Linked DNA regions of Homo sapiens: region 2 is linked to region 1. A link is a loop called in an ENCODE intact Hi-C map of the cell type or tissue named here. Cell type or tissue: lower leg skin. All regions are shown on one strand. Each heading gives the region's core, and the rest is flanking DNA. Links, peaks and the distances in the headings are about the cores only. Region 1 has its middle 49 kb from the start of AP5M1. Region 2 has its middle 75 kb from the start of TMEM260.

The links. Peaks named below come from ENCODE experiments on the same cell type or tissue, not always from the same donor. Only the 100,000 strongest peaks of a DNase experiment are listed, where the experiment ranks them.
Region 2: it touches region 1 in a loop (3-fold over the local background); 25 of 110 quality-filtered maps call a loop at or near these places.

Annotation. Positions count from the first base shown.
Region 1 is chr14:57,316,286-57,319,210 of GRCh38, reverse strand. No RefSeq gene overlaps it. Among named protein-coding and RNA genes, the nearest start is that of AP5M1, 49 kb to the right of the region's middle. In lower leg skin, for the core only: no CTCF peak of the experiment used is centred there; a DNase peak (open chromatin) is centred at 1,768.
Region 2 is chr14:56,653,649-56,656,573 of GRCh38, reverse strand. It overlaps a transcript of TMEM260 not described here. Among named protein-coding and RNA genes, the nearest start is that of TMEM260, 75 kb to the right of the region's middle. In lower leg skin, for the core only: no CTCF peak of the experiment used is centred there; no DNase peak of the experiment used is centred there.

The DNA of each region.
Region 1 (2,925 bases), core at 289-2,788:
GGCTGCCCCTCAAATACCTGTAATTGCAAATACTTTTGATTGTGTTTCTTTGAGGAATGCATAAGCTGCTTTTTCTTTTTATGGGGTCTCACTCTGTCACTCAGGCTAGAGTACAGTGGCATGATCTCAGCTCACTGTAACCTCTGCCTCCTGGGTTCAAGCGGTCCTCCCACCTCAGCTTCCTGAGTAGCTGGGACCACCGGTGCATGCCACCATTCCCGGCTAATTTTTTGTATTTTTGCTAGAGATGGGGTTTTGCCGTGTTGCCCAGGCTGGTCTTGAACTCTGAGCTCAAGTGATCCGCTTGCCTCAGCCTCCCAAAGTGTTGGGATTACAGGCATGGACCACTGCGCCTGGACCATGATGTGCTTCTAACCTCAGGAAACAAACATTCCCACCTGTAGACAACTTTGAGTAGATGTTTAACCTTTCTCTGAAATGATTTTACTCTGTATTTCAAGCAAGAGGGTTAAAAACAGAGTGCCTTCCAATTTGGCTGCTTCTGGCCTCCTCTGTGCACTCTAAAACTTTCGAGGAAGGAAAAGAAAGCTTCTCCTTTCACTTGGCTAGGAGAATGAACATGGTCTGAGATCGGATTGCCTTCATTGGGTACTATGCCTCCTTGGTGTGTTTTTATAAAAATCATTCACATGAAAGTCACAAAACTAAAGCATTTGGTGCTGGAGGTGGGTGGTGGGTGTTCATAAAGTAAAATGCAAAGCTCAGAGCTGTTCCCATCTTTTTTCATAGTAATATGGATTGCTCTTCAAGCCCAATTTGGTTTTCAGGCTTGCTTCTATTTTCCTCTTCCATTCTCTCTACTGATCTGCAACATCTGTTAAAAAATGATCCCCCCTGATTTTTTTCTTCAGTTTATTTCTCTGATCACTGTGCTTACTCTTGTGGCATGTACACGTTTAGCAAGTCAGCGTGACTGAGGTTTCCTTTAGTTATAGGGCATAACCCAGTTTAGATATTTGCTTTATTTAATTGCTGCATTCAAAACACTGTTGGGCATTTCATATTAGTATTTTTTTCAGTCTAAAGATCACCTATGCTTATATTAATATTTTAAAGAGGGTGTTTTGTAGATATGGCTAGTCTGTTTGTCAGATGACTGCCTTTTATCATCCCTCAGAAGTTTTCATATTTCTTCTTGTAAGTGATTGTTAAGGATGTGTACTCACCCAAACAATATCATAGAAAAAAGCCAGAAACCTGAACACTGGAAGGTAAACTGATGGCAAAGACTTTCCATTTTACTGAGGCTTCTAAACTGCTATGTTCCACTTTGAATCATAGTTGCACCTTGTGTGTATATGGTATGTGTGTGTATGTGTGTATTTGCATGTATTAATATTTGTATATAAATGTGTAAGTATAGCCACCATGCATGCTTGTTGGGGTATCAGAACAAAGCACCCTCAGAAATATATAATCTACTAAGAAAAGAAACAATTTTGAGCACTGTGGGGAAATTCCAAGGAAGTCTAATCAAGATCACTGTATGACCAGATATCTCTTTTTTTTTAATGTCAGGTATTTATCACAGAATTTTAGCCTTCTTAAATAAAAAGACATACCAAATATTTACTAATAAAACATTCTGAATCAATTTCTGGCCCACTTACAGTTGAGGGAATAATGAAAGTTCTAGGTGATGAACCTGAAGTTTGTGGTTATGCAATAGAAAAGAAATGATTCTAGGACTGATGATGCACTTGAATTCCATGGTGGCTCCACCTGCCAGCCTCACAGATTCCCTTCCCCGGACTCAAGCTTCCGGTAGGGGGTGCTGTTGTCTAATATAAGGCCTATACTTTGCAAGAGAATTTGGTTATTACTTCAGGTCATTTCTAATCTTTACCGTTTCCCAAGATTTCATGTGTTTAAATTGATATTGGCTATTTCCTGTTAAGTTTACTGTGAATTTAATCTTATGCTACTGTTTAATACATTAAAGTGCCATTTTGGTTGCTGCCACTGCACTGATTAGCATTAAATTTCCCCAGAATGTGTTCTGAATATCAGTGAGCTTGTTCAGGAAAATGAATAATAATTTTATTGTTTTTAAAACAATGAAATATTTGATTACTTTGTAAAAATTCATGAAGTGAACTTTGATGAGGCTTGGGAATCAAACTAAGACTTTTAGAGGAATTGAACATACAAGTTTTGCCTTTAAAATTTTATTTTTCTGCTGGTGGAGATGTGTTATATTTGCATTTTTGAGCCTGAATAATTTTAATTCCATTTTTATTGTACAAACCCAAGAGGAACATTTGCTTTGTTTTCACTGATTAGTTATACAATTATTCTCTTCAGATATTACATGAACCATGAACCATAATATTATATTTCTTGTTAATACATTTTGGCAAAAGTATTTACATGACAACACAATACATAAATGTAATGACTTTCTCAAATGAGTACATTGTTGCCATGAAGCAATCACCTTTATTTTAATACAAGTAAAATTCATTAAAATTTTTCTCAATTAGCAAAGTGACTTTTCCAAATGAACTAGCGAAGGAAAAACATTTCTTGTTTTATCCTAGCTCAGCTGATTTGCTTTTTATTGCCAGATGTCTGTTTGGGAAGGAGAGGAAAAAAGAGGAGTGTTTAATTTTAATAAACTCGATGCAATGCTGACTTCTAGGGGATTAGGTATGGTTCTGATACACTTAGTTCCCTTTCAGTTAGTTTCAAAGTAAAAGTTAAATTTGAAAGCAAAAGCCTTTGAAGCAAAGATACTACTTTCAAGACTCTCTCATGTTGAAAGTTAAAACTTGGAGAACCAAATGAACAAATCCTTTGAATTCCAAACTTAATTTAAACAAAAGAATATTTTATTTTTCTCCTCTCACTAAAATGTTTAAATCCCATCATAAGTCTAATAACCAGATTATGTCATTTGACACA
Region 2 (2,925 bases), core at 169-2,668, 660 kb after region 1:
TTGCAGTTGGTCTATATAGGCACTGTTCAATACACTTTATAAATATTAACCTTTTTCATTTTTATAGCTGCACCATGAGGTAGTCTATTATATTTCCATTCTACAGAAAAGGAAATTAAGCCACACAGAGCTTTATTTATTTATTTATTTATTTGAGATAAGGTCTCACTATATTGCCCCAGGCTGGAGTGCAGTGGCACAAACACAGCTCACTGCAGCCTCAACCTCCCGGGTTCAAGCGATCCTCTCGCCTCAGCCTTCTGAGTAGCTGGGACCACAGGCACACGACACCATGCTTGGCAATTTTTAAAAATTTTTTGTAGAGATGAGGTCTCAACTGTGTTGCCCAGGCTGGTCTCAAACTCCTGGCCTCAAGCGATCCTTCCATCTCAGCCTCCCAAAGTGGTGAGATTACAGGTGTGAATCACTGTGCTTGGCCCACACAGAACTTTAAAAACTTACTCCAAGTCACACAGTGAGGAAGTGGCAGAGCTGGGAGTCTAATCACTATACTATACAGTGCTTCTGGTGCAATCCAGAAAAATCCTATCTTCTGGAAAGAACTCTGTTTCTGCTCTTTGCTCTTTTAGGGGCAAAATGAACCCTCCAGACCCACATCCTTCCAAGTGCTTCTTTGTGCAAGCAATATGAACTAGAGTTGTCCCCTCTTCCTGGGAGGGAAGTCACAGTGACTTCCCACAGGAGATAGCACATGGCTATGGGAGCTTTAAGAGATGAGATGAAGGTGTTAAGGTGTTGGCTTCATCCAGGTGCATGATAATAAAATAGGAAAATAGAATCTCTATTGTATCCAAATTATAAGCAGGTCACGTTTCACATGACAATATAAGCACAATTATTAAGGGATTTCATGGGATCCCATAAAATAAAGTTCTAGTCTTGTTCACACATTTTCTTGGTACAAATGAGCTCACATATTTACCAGGTTTAGGCTCTTTAAATCAACTATTTATTTGTTCAGCAAGGGACAAGTGAAAGAGAAAAGTTTTGTCCTAGTAAAAGCGAACCCTGTGAAATAGGTAATCTATATATCTTTATCAAACGCGCAAAGTGCATGCAGCATGGCTTATGTGGTCACATCAGAAGGGGATTTTCGTTTCTTGAGGGGTGCCAAACTTATTTGCCTCCGAAGATGAAGGGCCAAATTACTTTTTTTTTTTTTTTTTGAGATGGAGTCTTGCTCGGTTGCCCAGGCTAGAGTGCAGTGGCGTGATAGCTCACTGCAGCCTCCGCCTCCCGGGTTTAAGCAATTCTTCTGCCTCAGCCTTCGGAGTAGCTGGGATTACAGGCATCTGCCACCTTGCCTGGCTAATTTTTGTATTTTTAGTAGAGACGGGGTTTCACCACCTTGGCCAGGCTGGTCTCGAACTCCTGATCTCATGATCCACCCGCCTCAGCCTCCCAAAGTGCTGGGATTACAGGAGTGAGCCACCACGCCCGGCAGGGCCAAATTACTTCTAATTCTGAGAGTAAATGAAGGAAATTTAGGTGAAGCAATTAAGTGGCTAACAAATGTCACCAAGATTGTTATAATAACAGCTATTATTACTATTTTTACTACAGTCTATATTTTCACAAATCATACATATAAACCAAGAGTCAAATTTGGGAGAAATCATTGTCACCTACACACTGAATACATAAGGTTCATATTTAGGATATCAGACACTTAGGTCTTCAAAGAGGTTTCTGCCTTGTGGACATTTAACATTTTTTTTTTTTTTTTTTTTTTTTTTTTGAGATGGAGTTTCGCTCTTGTTGCCCAGGTTGGAGTGCAATGGCGCGATCTTGGCTCACTGCAACCTCTGCCTCCCGGGTTCAAGCGATTCTCCTGCCTCAGCCTCCCAAGTAGCTGAGATTACAGATTTGTGCCACAACACCTGGCTAACTTTGTATTTTTAGTAGAGATGGGGTTTCACCACCTCAGGCTGGTCTCGAACTCCTGACCTCAGGTGATCCGCCTGCCTCGGCCTACCAAAGTGCTGGGATTACAGGTGTGAGCCACTGCACCCGCCTGACATTCAATATTTTTTAAAAAGTGGCTGAACCAAATAGAAGAATCATGAATACCAGTGGTAGGTGGGGTCCGTTTCTGGGAGGTAAAGTCTAATTCCAGTGGAGCTGGGACATATTTCTTTCTCTAAAATACAGAAATATGATTGTGTTTTGATGTCTACTTAAGAGGGGTAAGAAATATATAAACTAGTGCAACATTTTTCAAATTGAGCTTCTAGCAGCTGATTCAGCTGGAATGTAATTTATGCTAATAAGTTCCTGGATTTCAAAGTGACTTTTTTCTTGTCACACTAAAACCTTTTAATTTGGGTATATATTCCGAAGTCCAGAAAGGGCAAGAAAATTTTCAGTCAAAAGCCAGGGATATAACTATCCACGTCTAAAAGGAAAGGGGAAAAAAATTACATTCTGGAGGGTTGAAGGAGAGGGGGAAAGTTCAACGTATAGCTTTTAATTTCCTGCAACATAGTTGATTTCACACACCATTTACCCCTAGACAAGTTTATGCTAATTTTAAAATGGCTGCATTATTTGAGGACTTCAATGTGCCAGAGGTGATGGTGGAATATAGCTGGTTTCATGTAATTGGGACTGGAGTAGGGAAACTGTACCAGGTTGAGCCAAGAAGCTTGTGTCCTAGTCTCAGTGCTGTTACTACCTAGCTGTGTGACAGTAATCAAGTCACTTGTTTAGTATAGATGTCAGTTTCTTCATTTATTAAACTAGATTAGCTGTGATAGTTAACACTGGATGATCCCTTACTAACCCTTTTGATGTCCTGTTTTTTTTTTTTTTGTTTTGGAGACAAGAGTCTTGCTCTGTCACCCAGGCTGGAGTGCAGTGGCGCGATCTCGGCTCACTTGCAACCTCTGCTTCCTAGGTTCAAGC